3 separate regions of the Homo sapiens genome follow, and all the other regions are linked to region 2. A link is a contact called in ENCODE Hi-C or POLR2A ChIA-PET data. All regions are on one chromosome and are shown on one strand. The core of a region is the stretch at or near the end of the contact, and the rest is flanking DNA. Distances in the headings are between cores, read along the strand shown.

Region 1 (4,269 bases), core at 1,504-4,003, 1.1 Mb after region 2:
TGCGATGGTAAGTGTCCCAGGTGTCAGGATGGCCGAGTGGTCTAAGGCGCCAGACTCAAGCTTGGCTTCCTCGTGTTGAGGATTCTGGTCTCCAATGGAGGCGTGGGTTCGAATCCCACTTCTGACACAACTATCTTATTCTCCTTTTACTCTACTTTCTCAGCCATTTCTGTGTTTTCATTCTTTCTACCTCAACTTTTTTTATTCTAACTAAAATGATACACTCTCAATGAGGTCTGCCCCCTTGCTTTTCAGTCTTGTTCGCTGTTTAGTAGTGAATCACGTTTTGCCCCGCTTTGGTCAGTTCGTTAAAAGGCGCATTCATTTACCACATGAGCACTCACCCAGAGGCGTACTGGGAGGAAACTAGACTAGGTAGGAATAGAAAGACATGTATACAGACTCCATCATTACATACTGGCCCTGAGCTCATAGGTTATTGGGACCGCAGATTACATGTTTTTCCTCACGGCCAGAAACCATCAAAAATAAAAGTGATGAAACTGAAATTGAAAGCAGCAAGGTTCACGCTCAAGGTTATCGGAAACAAGGCAAAAGGAGAGAAATGAAAGGTTCCACCGAGATTTGAACTCGGATCGCTGGATTCAGAGTCCAGAGTGCTAACCATTACACCATGGAACCCTACTTAACAAAAAATGGATACTCGATCCACCTGGGGTCTCTCTTGTCTTCTACTTACTAATTGATTTAAAGTAATTTTGCAGGGGCAGTTTTTTTGTTTTGGATGGCCAAACGCAGGGATGGGAGGGGTAGGGCTCACACACTGTTTCCACCGCGCCTTTCTCCCAGATTTCTTTCCATCCTTCGGGGCAGGGCAGTATACTGATCTGGGAATATGGTTATTCCTGGAGATTTTTATTTTCTTTCGTTTCCAGCCCACGAAAAGGTGAATTGAATTTTAGTCTCACGGTTTGAAAGGGAGAAAAGAGAGAAAAGAAAAAATATACTATCTACTTTCTACAGTCTTATTTATTCATTGTACGATACCTACAGATGCCTCTAGAACAACCTCCGAGTATCTTGGCACTGCCCCTCAGTTGTAACCATGGGCTTAAATTTTTAAAATCTGTCTCCCGCATTCCTCCAAAATGCCTTAAGTGCAGGGCTGAGTCTCAGTAGTCTTTGATAGCCCACGGTCTGCTACTTTGTAGAAGCTCAACCAATGCTTGTTGCATGAATGCATAAATGAAAGGATGAGTGAATGAATGAATGAATGAATGAATGAATACTCAGTGGGACAGCCCAGCTTAGACTTTTGGGAGACTTTAGACTTCTTTTTTGCCTTCACTTGCTAGGCTAAATTTTACAAGTTCAAAAGGGAATAATTATTTCTCCTCCTCCTCCTATCTTCTTTTGCCTTTCCAGGTCCCAGCTCCCAGGTGGACATCTTAGCGTCCAGATGACCCAACATATAGGTGTCCTTTAGTATGGATGACCAAACTAGGATGTTATAGTGCTGGATGTAGTAATTCATTTTTTCAAATCTTAACTTTATTAAGATAACATGGTTATTTATCTAGTAATTGTGAGAACAACATATAACAAATAGACCACATATATACGTAGCGTGTCTGGAAGAAATACTCAGATATAAATTACTACTTTAGTCAATCTTAATATTAATTATTTGTCAACTATGCTTAATGTGCCTCTCTAGTCTCTCAAGACTAAATTGCTAAGGAACCCTGGAATCATTTGCTGGCATTCATCCTTTCAAGCAAGGTGCCTGTTACAAAATATCTGCTCAATTAGTATGTATTGGATACATCTTTTGGAAGGTGAGGAAGGAAGCAGTGAAATTAGAAGACTTCTGCCTAGGCGACTGTAAAGTGCTCCTAAGCATCTACCCACCTCCCTGCACACAAAAACTCTCCATTCTATCTCCTCGAGTCTCCTAGCCTTAAAAGATGGTCTAAACTACCCCAGATCCAGGTAAATAACGGATCAAGTCCTTCTTCCCTAAAACAGGTGTTATTCTTTCTATTCTATGAGCCTCCACCTTATTTCTTAAAAAAAAAAAAGAAAAAAATGTTTACTGTTTAAGAAGATAACAGAATCTCAAAAGCTAACTCTTCAACTGTGTTCAACTAAGGACCTTAAACTGCTCTCTGAGGATAGGTGAAGCGGGAAAGGCTCTAGGTGTCTGGTGACTGTTTCTTTTGTTGGTTCGTTTGTTTTTTCAGCCTTAGCACATTTATCCCTTGGAGAAGACAATGGAAAATAGGGCAGATGAGCGTGCGTGGCTTATTTATTCTTGAGTCTGGAGTTAAGAAGGTTGTACTTTTTCCTTAGGATTGCCCTTGGTTGGTTCACAAATTTCGCAAAGTGAATGAAAACACATGAAGGCCACTGAAGGGAATAACTAGGGGACGAGATGTCTGAGCCCCTAAATCGAGAAACATTTGGGCACCGTTTGTGGGACTGTACATATGGGTGTTATCTGTGGCCCCTAGGAAAACAGAAGAGGAACCTGTCTCACTTAGGAAGCTGTGAGAACTGCCCACACAAGGCTTGAAAATGGAACTTTACTGGGTCAGAATGACGAGGGGGAAAAAAAAAATACCTCACACTGGCAGCGGTGGGATTCGAACCCACGCCCCCGAAGAGACTGGAGCCTTAATCCAGCGCCTTAGACCGCTCGGCCACGCTACCACCCACAGGGTGCGTCGCCGCTTTCAGTTTCACCCAAGTGACTGTCGCCCCTTTCCAGTCCTTTCATTCCCATTCCCACATCACCATAAGCCCTTCCCTCAGGCCCCTTCTTCAGCATTCCTTGCTTCTCAGCATAGCCCGAGAACCCCCGATCCCTGACACTTTGCTTCTTCTCAGCTCCCAGATGGATCCTGGACAGGATGCTGCAGGTGGTGCAGGAGGGGAATCCTGCCCCATTTATCATCAACACAGTAAAAAGGGGTCGAAGAGACCGAGAGCGCCAGAGGACGCCATGGGCTCCACATCCACTTGGATTCCAGGGAGTAAGCCTCTCGACTTCAGGAGTAAGCAAGGCCAACCGTTTGGTTTGAGCCTGTTGCTTCTAAGAAAAGCGAGGAAAAATCCTGAGACCTCCTCCCCTCGCCCTTCATCCACTTCAGGGGACCGAGTGTCTCCACGGAACTTCACAAGGGAGGAAAAGAGTGAACTCATTATTATTTGTCTTGTCTTCGTTTCAGAGGCGGTACATCTACGAAAGCCCTAATCATAGAGGGAAAGACTCCTCGTTCCTGGCCCAGAAATGAGATGAGAAATCCAGGGCCCCGTACAGGAAGGCCTTTCGCAAAGTCCAGACTCAATTGCCTTCGCAGCCCTTAAAGTTTCCTTAGGAAGGTCTGTGGGAGAACGAGGTTGGTTTAGGAATTGGCCCCTGCCTTGTACTACGTAGTTTTGTCATCCAAAGTGTTTTAGAAGTGAATTGAATCATAGTTACGCCTTATTTTGAAACACTGTAATTCAGAGAACGTAAAACCTTATTAAAATGCCTCATAATCATCTTGGTAGAGCCGTTGGTTAAGCGGGAGAGACAGTTGCCTCCTTAGCGCAGTAGGCAGCGCGTCAGTCTCATAATCTGAAGGTCCTGAGTTCGAACCTCAGAGGGGGCAAGGCGTCTGTTTTGCCATTTTACTTCTTCTTGATCCAAAATGAGTAAGACAACAAAGGAAGTTGACAAAACGTTGTTCTTTCTCTGCTTTCTCTATAGAAAAGTGTACAATATGTCTGGTAAGGGAAAAAAAAATCTAAGGACATTGCTTTGATGGAACAGAACGGGTAATTGCTGTTTAATAGAACCATGTTCAGTTACAAAACAGTGATTTTCACTAAGAATTAAATTCTCCAAAATTCTCATCTCCCCTCCCGCCCTGCATACCAATTGGAGATAGAGCTGGTAGCATTTTCAAATGTTTTTCAGATATGCTTGGCAATTGTCTTTGTTTTAACAACACCAGAGTCAAGAAACTTGCCAGTTTTAGAGTGCTGAGATAAGAAAAAGTGGGTGGAGGGTTGTACTAGGGGTGTGGAAGGTATAGAATCTAATTATCAATTACTGACTTGGTTATCTTTTACCATTCTTCTGGAATGGCTTACCACCAGGTTGCCACCAATAACATTCCATATGAAAAAAGAAAGGAAACAAAAAACTGACAAAAAACTCCCCCCTCAGTCTCATTGCATTGGACCTTTTCTCTTGCTTCCAGTCCTGTTGACTGGATCTAAATCATCCAAACTACCAGATGCAGGAAGGGGTAAAAAGAG
Region 2 (4,160 bases), core at 904-3,403:
TTGATCATATTAAAATTATGGTAAACAAATGCCATTCCTTATAATGATGAGACATTAAAGGTGAGGAAAACATGAAGCATAATCAATTTACATCTTAAATTAGAGGAACTTCATAGGACAGGTGTGAAAGTGGGGAGAAGCGTGGAGTACTTTGGTCTACTTAGGACAAATGTAGAAAAAAGTAATTAGTAGAAAAATTCCATCTGCCAGCATGGCATCTGGATTAGCAAGGAAGGATCCAAACCTCATTTCTAACTGGTGGGAAGAGGTAATATAAATTGGTTCTAATTTCTTTCCTTCCTCTTTCTCCATTTTAATCTCAACACCTTTAGGTCATTTTGTGCAAATTAGGCAAGAAAGCACATTCCCTGCTTTCATGTTATAAAAGAAAAATTGAAAGAGAATGCCACCTGGATTACATGGTAGTCACTGAGTATCCTACCAGGTGGCCTGAAAATTGTGGTGTAACCTGCAAAACGTCCAGTGATATTTCAGTAGAGGTTGATAGGACTTTTACTTTAAATACTTGGTTTTCTAGACAATAACTCAACAGGGGATTCTCGGTGTTGAAATTGAGCCTGGATAAGTGAAATTCGCACAATAAAACTCCCGTTTTGTGTATTTGACGTTTGTAACATAAAATACTTAGTAGCAGATAATATTGGAAATATCATAAGGCCACAATGTATCTTTTGCATAAATTAAGAAGCATTTATGAAAGGCTTTAGGTTAAAGCTAACTGAACATTTCAAAACTAGGGATAAACGAGCGTCAGTTCTATTTAGGAAGTGTGAATATCTCTGAAAAGAGTCCTTAGGGTGTGGGTCAGGAAGAACCTAGTGGAGTGTGAGTCAGGAAGAACCTAGTGGGGTTCCAAGTGGACGAACCAGCAAGGAGCTCACTTGGAGCTGGTGTGCTTGGTTACGGCTTTGGTGCTCTCGGACACAGCATGCGTGACAGGCGAACAGCCGTCTGGATCTCCCTGGAGGTGATGGTCGAACGCTTGTTGTAACGCGCCAGGCGGGAAGCCTCGCCCGCAATACGCTCGAAGATGGCATAACGAAGGTGTTCAAGATCCCCATTGCTTTGGACGAGATGCCGGTGTTGGTGGACCTGCTTCAGCACCTTGTACAAGTACACGGAGCAGCTCTCCTTGCGGCTGCGCTTTCGCTTCTTGCCTTAGTAATAGTCTTCTTGGAACCCTTTTTCGGGGCTGTGGCCGACTTGGTGGGGTCAGGCGTGTTGTAGTTTAACTGCAGAAAGGGTACAAGGAATAGGAAAAAGCGGCCGGGCGCGGCGGCGCACGCCTGTAATTCCAGTACTTTGGGAGGCGGAGGCGGGCGGATCACTTGAGGTCAGGAGTTCGAGAGCAGCCTGAACAACATGGCGAAACCATGACTCTTCAAACAAATGTAAAAAATTAGCTGGGCGCGTGATGCACTCCTGTAACCCCAGCTACTGGGGAGGCTCAGGGAGGAGGATCGCTTCGGCCAGGAAGGCGGAGGTTGCGGTGAGCCACGATCGCGCCACTGCTCTCCAACCTGGGCGGCAAAGCCAGACCCTGTCTCAAGGGAAAAAAAAAAAAAAAAAAAAAAAAAAAGTCGCCGGGCGCTGTGGCTCACGCCTTTAATCCCAGCATTTTGGGAGGTTGAGGCAGGTGGCTCACCTGAGCTCAGGGGTTTGAGACCAGGATGACCAATATGGTGAAACCCTGTCTCTACTAAAAAATACAAAAATTAGCCGGGCTATGGTGGCTGACGCTTGTAATCTCAGCTACTCAGGAGGCCGAGGCAGGAGAATCACTTGAACCCAGGAGCGGACGTTGCAGCGACCGGAGATCGTACCACCGCACTCCAGCCCGGGCGAGAGGGAGACCCTGTCTTAAAAAAACAAAAAAAGAAGAAGAAGAAAAAGCTGTGTGTTGTAACGTCCTGTTCACGAATTCTTATGCAAATGAGGTGATTAATAAAATAGTGTGTAGGACTGGTGGCGATTCTAGATGACGTCATATACACGTTTGTCCAATCCAAAGAAGCATGTTTCATAACAGCGATTCCATTGGTTGAAATAAAACTGTAATTTGAGCCAATGGCACAGCTTTATTTTCGCGCCCAGTATTGACTATAAGTAGTGGAGCTCTGGTGAACTTCTCTCGGCTGTTCTCAGTTCCTCCATTTATCGTTTCTTCGTCATGTCGGGACGCGGCAAGCAGGGAGGCAAAGCTCGCGCCAAAGCCAAGACCCGCTCTTCTCGTGCCGGTCTCCAGTTCCCCGTGGGCCGAGTGCACCGACTGCTCCGCAAGGGCAACTATGCTGAGCGGGTCGGGGCCGGCGCGCCGGTGTACCTGGCGGCGGTGCTGGAGTACCTGACTGCCGAGATCCTGGAGCTGGCGGGCAACGCCGCCCGCGACAACAAGAAGACCCGCATTATCCCGCGCCACTTGCAGCTGGCCATCCGCAACGACGAGGAGCTCAACAAGCTGCTGGGCAAAGTAACCATCGCTCAGGGTGGTGTCCTGCCCAACATCCAGGCTGTGCTACTGCCCAAGAAGACCGAGAGTCACCACAAGGCCAAAGGCAAATAATGTCTCCATAGAATCACTTTCCAATACAACGGCTCTTTTCAGAGCCACCTACTATTTCTGCGGGAGAGCTGGGCCACTGGTTAAACATTTGGAACGTTTGTTATGAAAAGATAAAGCATTTTTCATCTAGAGCTTAGGAATGACTTTTAGGAAAAACCTTACAGGATTCAGGTGACATGTTTAAGTCAGAATGTGAACTAGTTATTTAATGTAGGGCTTACAAGAATGTTCGCTGTGTTTATTCATCTCGTGTTATATGAACTAGAACCAATAAAAAAAAATCCAGAGCCAGGCTCAGTGGCTCACGCCTGTAATCCCAGCACTTTTGGAAGCTGAGGCGGGAAGATCGCTGGAGCTCATGAATTCGAGATCTGCCTGGGCATCATAGCGGATACAAAAATTAGCCGACCGGGGTGGTGCACGCCTTTAGTCCTAGCACTTCACAGAGGCTGAAGTGGGACGATCCCTTGAGCCGGGGAGGCTGAGGCTGTAGTGAGCCGAGACCACGCCACTGCACGCCAGCCTGGGTGACAGCGAGAACCTGACTTGAGGAAAAAAAAATAATCCAGTACAGAATGACACGGTCATATCAAATTGGCATGTAATAGAGACCCCATCTTGAAACTTGCTACTATATTGTCTTGTGCGTTGATAGCATATTATATTAATGCCGAACACATTAGTGACGCCGAAGTAGCTGGTGCCTAAATGGCTTAAACGCGGAAAAACCACATACAGATGATGGAACAAAAACTGGCCAATCAGATTATAGAGCGGGCTTTTTAAAATATAAGAAGCTTCTTTGTAGCTAGGCGTCTGACAAAAAGCTTGACACCAACTTAACAAAAACCAACGGCTGGAATTCATACTCTAATAACAGACTGCATGGGTAAACTACGTGGGGAGTCCAACCAACACCCTGGACTCTTGCTTGCCTTGCGTTACTCGATTAGGGTTGAGGGAGAACTGCCCGAGATTTTTCGAATGCAAGGAATCTTGCTGCCTGATCTAACATGTTGTGCACAGCCATTTTTTAGAGGTCTCTGGGTGGCTCTGAAAAGAGCCTTTGGGGCTTTGTTGCGGTTTTCACACGCCAGCTTCCTACTTCTTTTTGGCAGCCGCCTTCTTGGCCTTTGCAGCTTTAGGTTTTGCTGCTTTGGGCTTAGCGGCTTTGGGCTTTGCCGCCTTCGGCTTAACTGCCTTGGGCTTGGCAGGACTCTTGGTTGCCTTTTTCGGTTTGGCAGCGGCCTTGGCCTTCTTAGGGCTCTTCGCCACCTTTTTGACGCCAGCCGCCGCGGGCTTCTTCGCCTTCTTCGGAGTCTTCTTCACTGCCTTTTTCGCCCCTGCAGCCTTCTTGGCCTTCTTAGGCGTGGCCCCCGCGGGCTTCTTAGCTTTAGCGGCGCCTGCCTTCTTGGCTTTGGGCTTGGCTTCCCCGGAGGCCGCCTTCTTGTTGAGTTTAAAGGAGCCAGAAGCACCAGTGCCCTTGGTCTGCACCAGGGTGCCCTTGCTCACCAAGCTCTTGAGGCCCAGCTTAATGCGGCTGTTATTCTTCTCCACGTCGTAGCCACCGGCCGCT
Region 3 (4,011 bases), core at 848-3,347, 1.0 Mb after region 2:
GTTTTTTCCTGTGACAGAGTCTCACTCTGTTGCCCAGGCTGGAGTGCAGTGGTGCAATCTTGGCTCACTGCAACCTCCACCTCCCGGGTTCAAGTGATTTTCCTGCCTCAGCCTCCTGAGTAGCTGGGATTACAGGCATCTGCCACCACACTCAGCTAATTTTTGTGTTTTTAGTAGAGACAGGGTTTCACCATGTTGGCCAGGCTGGTCTCGAACTCCTGACCTCAAGTGATCCACCTGCCTCGGCCTCCCAAAGTGCTGGGATTACAGGCGTGAGCCACCACTCCGGGCCTACCATAGGGTTTTATTTATTTATTTATTTATTTATTTATTTATTTATTTATTAATTATTTTTTTTGAGACGGAGTCTCACTCTGTTGCCCAGGCTGGAGTGCAGCGGGCAATGTGGGCTCACTGCAAGCTCCGCCTCCCGGGTTTAGGCGATTCTTCTACCTCAGCCTCCCGAGTAGCTGGGACTACAAGCACCCACCACCACACCCGGCTAATTTTTTGTATTTTTTAATATTTTTAGTAGAGACGGGGTTTCACTGTGTTAGCCAAGATGGTCTCAATCTCCTGACCTCGTGATCCGCCCGCCTCGGCCTCCCAAAGTGCTGGGATTACAGGCCTGAGCCACTGCACCCGGCCAGCAATATTTCTTCTGTAAAAGAAAAGAATAAGTGTTCCACATGGAAAGAACCCAAGATATATTAAGTGAAAAATGTCATAGCATGACTACATTTCTGTTAAAAAAAAAAAACAAAATGTTATATATATATGCGAATGCAGAGAAAAAAGAAATGTAAAAAATACAATAAATTTTTCACGGTGATTACATTTGCGAGAGGAACGTACAGCTTTCATATTTCATTCAATGGTTAAAATGGTACTCAATTTTGACTGACAAAACGGTAATGATCAGATGCCAAAACGAGTGTGAATGTGCATAATTTACGAAAGACATTTTTGAGAACTGGTTACATGAGTTTTGAAAATAGGAGAGCAGAGGACCTGTGTAAGATTTTTAAAGAGACTGCACTGTCACGAGCCACAGCGTTGTGAGATTGGTAGGAAAGTGCTCCAGGAAATATCTAGGGGAGGGCTTGGATCTGAGACACAGAGTGTGAGCCTGGTCGAGAAGCGGGAAAAGAACCCGCCCAGAGCCCCTTCTCTCCATTCCCTCGGCGAGGCAGGAAGCTATCTGCGTTCCGAATCCCGCGACATCAGGATTATCTCGCACTGCAGCACAGAGACCAATCGCTAGTAACCTCTGCCTTTAATTAGGCGTTTTTTGGCCCAAATCTCGCGGCTTCGTAAAAATATCGCGATGCTTCCGCTTTTAATGTTTTTAGTTTGGACAAGCCCTTTGAGATAAATTTAAAAGCCAATTCTTTTTTTTTTTTTTTTTTTTTGAGACGGAGTGTCGCTCTGTCCCCAGGCTGGAGTGCAGTGGCGCGATCTTGGCTCACTGCACGCTCCGCCTCCCGGGTTCACGCCATTCTCCTGCCTCATTCCCGAGTAGCTGGGACTACAGGCGCCCGCCACCACGCCCAGCTATTTTTTTTGTATTTTTAGTAGAGACGAGGTTTCACCGTGTTAGCCAGAATGGTCTCGATCTCCTGACCTCGTGATCCACCCGTCTCGGCCTCCCAAAGTGCTAGGATTACAGGCGTGAGCCACCGCGCCCGGTACCTAAAAGCCGATTCTTAAAAATATACGTTGGTAATTGTTTATGCCTACTGCTGAGATCAGGATATCTCTAAAGTAAGGAGAGGAAAAAGAAAAGTATGTGTCAGAAGTGGGATTCGAACCCACGCCTCCATTGGAGACCAGAATCCCCACCGCGGAGGAAGCTTAGCTTGAGTCTGGCGCCTTAGACCACTCGGCCATCCTGACACACTGCATAACAGCCCTGATTTTTGCACTAAAATAGAGATCAACAAGCAATGATTCTGTGTCGTGCACGCACGCAGAAACGCGATGACGTCAGGGTTGCTTGGTAACAGAAGGGCAGAAAGCCACTTGTGGATTGAAAAAGCAAAAGGGTTCGCAGGACTAGAAAATGTTTCTGCATAAAACTGGATCAAGTCTCTTACGGGCCTTATAACTGTTATCGCCATCTCGAAAAACGTGTGCGGGTTTTTTTTTTTTTTTTTTTTGCTCCCAGCCTGCCCAGATTTCAGGAAGGAAAGAAGATCTTTTGCTTCTTCGGTCGCTGGGTCGGCTCTCCAGTGTCTGATGTTTACTGAAATCTTGATCGTGGTTAGCCTCCCCCAGGACTTCATTGTTTGGAAGATGGTGAGGAACAAAACAAAACCCTAACAAAAGACCCCGGTTCTATAGGAAGGTCCCCTTTTAGCCCCTCTATTTTGGTTCCATTTGTCACTGCCTTGCCACTCGTCGAAGTTTGTCTTGGGCTCTAAAAGTGGTAGCCGGGAACGGCTGGGAAGGTCTCCACAGGGACCACCACATGGGCAAGGCTGGTGTCCGCGCCGAGGGATCGGCGATCCCAGGTCCGGGGAAACTCCGCGAGCGACGCGCTCGCCCGCGGCCTTCCTTGTCGCTCTCGGATGTTCCCGATTAATGGGCTCCAAGTGACCACTGCCAGGTCGGGGAACACAGCGGTAGTTTTTAAGGGGAGTGCACCACATCGCCTGATCCACTTTTCTGTTTCTCAGCCTTCGCCAAGCAATCTGAGCTCCAGGCCGGGAAGCCCCAAGGTCACAAATTTTAATGGAGCCCTGAAACTAAACAGAAATCATCCCTCCCACTAGAACAAGAGCCCCTAGAGGCCAGCGACACCGCTAAAATAACATGTGTAGACCAATGCCGTCCAGGTAACAGTGCCTGGCAAACACGGTAGAGGTTCAATAAATACATTTTAACTCAACCGTCTTAACTCTTGTATTTGGGGCTGTGAGGTTCAGATAGAGGAAATATAAAGTTGGATATTTTAATTAGATTTTGTCCTAATAGCTTACTTTTTGTATTTGTTAATATAAAAAAAATTTCCTTTTTGTAAGGCAAAGTTAGGTCTCTTTTCTGCATGGAGAAATAACTGAGTTTCAGTAGGCTCTATCTTAATTTCCACAGACTTCCTTGGTTTCATATCCTATTTTTGATAGAGAGAAAATTAGTAGTGAGAAGTACAGTGAACACTGGTTCCCCAGTCTCCCTCCAATACATGAGATTTGTATATTTTCTTTCGATTGGAAGGAAATTGTCCAGGAAGTGATTCCCAACATGGCAACTGTAATCTTACCCTAACTATAATTATTTTTTTCTAATTGCAAAGTACACACAAATTGTAGAACATACAAACATGTCAAAAATTAAAATCATCCATAATCTCACTAGTCAGAGGTAACTATTAACATTTTTATATATTTAGTCTTTCATATGGTATACATTTTCCAAAAATGGTCATGTGTAGTAAATAATTTGCTAACTTGCTTTCTAAATGAATATATTATGAATATATACTTGCTAAGTACTATATTTTGCATAAATCTTAATTCCTGCACATATTCCATATCAAAGTGGTATTCTTGAAAACTGGATTATTTCTAATTTTTTATTTTCATCAGCAATGCTGTAAAAACTATCCTTACATAAATATTTTCAAACATCCACGATTATTTCCTTAAATTTCTAAAAGTGAAACCATTACATCAAATTTTTTTTTTTTTTTTTTTTTTTTGAGACGGAGTCTCGCTCTGTCACCCAGGGTGGAGTGCAGTAGCACGACTTGGCTCACTGCAACTTCCACCTCTCGGGTTCACACCATTCTCTTGCCTCAGCCTCCCGAGTAGCTGGGACTATAGGCGCCCGTCACGACGCCCGGCTAATTTTTGTATTTTTAGTAGAGACGGGGTTTCACTATGTTGGTCAGGCTGGTCTCGAACTCCTGACCTCTTGATCCGCCCGCCTCAGCCTCCCAAAGTGCTGGGATTACAGGCGTGAGCCACCGCGCCCGGCCTACATCAATGTTTATCCAGTTTTTGTTTGTTT

The links. A loop is a pair of places that touch in the nucleus more often than their neighbours do. ChIA-PET counts read pairs that join two places held with the same protein, here RNA polymerase II (POLR2A). Pooled maps may share reads with other maps.
Region 1: a map of naive thymus-derived CD4-positive, alpha-beta T cell shows a loop between it and region 2 (3-fold over the local background). The contact joins the promoter of LINC01556 here to the promoter of H2AC16 in region 2. A Hi-C loop is called at or near these places in 1 of 168 maps with a recorded cell type or tissue (naive thymus-derived CD4-positive, alpha-beta T cell) and 5 of 50 pooled maps. POLR2A ChIA-PET finds 5 or more read pairs at or near these places in 1 of 52 experiments (naive thymus-derived CD4-positive, alpha-beta T cell).
Region 3: a loop to region 2 is called in a map of CD4-positive, alpha-beta memory T cell, with 25 times the contacts of the local background. The contact joins the promoter of HCG14 here to the promoter of H2AC16 in region 2. A Hi-C loop is called at or near these places in 2 of 168 maps with a recorded cell type or tissue (CD4-positive, alpha-beta memory T cell and naive thymus-derived CD4-positive, alpha-beta T cell) and 9 of 50 pooled maps. POLR2A ChIA-PET finds 5 or more read pairs at or near these places in 13 of 52 experiments (CD4-positive, alpha-beta T cell, GM10248, OCI-LY7 and 9 more).

Annotation. Positions count from the first base shown.
Region 1 is chr6:28,941,031-28,945,299 of GRCh38, forward strand. LINC01556 (long intergenic non-protein coding RNA 1556) reads left to right here and starts at 2,754. Exons shown (of 1, transcript NR_103538.1): 1 at 2,754-3,508. TRL-AAG2-2 (tRNA-Leu (anticodon AAG) 2-2) reads right to left here and starts at 2,673; the gene lies at 2,592-2,673. TRM-CAT3-1 (tRNA-Met (anticodon CAT) 3-1) reads left to right here and starts at 3,545; the gene lies at 3,545-3,617. TRL-CAA1-2 (tRNA-Leu (anticodon CAA) 1-2) reads left to right here and starts at 23; the gene lies at 23-127. It also overlaps TRQ-CTG1-3. RefSeq lists an enhancer at 369-938.
Region 2 is chr6:27,863,164-27,867,323 of GRCh38, forward strand. It overlaps H2AC16 (H2A clustered histone 16), which reads left to right and starts at 2,154. Exons shown (of 1, transcript NM_003511.3): 1 at 2,154-2,635. The coding sequence starts at 2,192. The coding sequence ends at 2,584. It overlaps H1-5 (H1.5 linker histone, cluster member), which reads right to left. Exons shown (of 1, transcript NM_005322.3): 1 at 3,629-4,160. The coding sequence ends at 3,686. It also overlaps the pseudogene H2BC16P. RefSeq lists enhancers at 935-1,114, 1,775-1,844, 1,905-1,974, 2,172-2,693, 2,245-2,334 and 1 more.
Region 3 is chr6:28,894,433-28,898,443 of GRCh38, forward strand. It overlaps HCG14 (HLA complex group 14), which reads left to right and starts at 2,098. Exons shown (of 2, transcript NR_104117.1): 1 at 2,098-2,298; 2 at 2,679-2,888. It overlaps TRL-CAA1-1 (tRNA-Leu (anticodon CAA) 1-1), which reads right to left and starts at 1,896; the gene lies at 1,791-1,896. RefSeq lists enhancers at 503-1,139, 1,775-2,410 and a silencer at 1,201-1,364.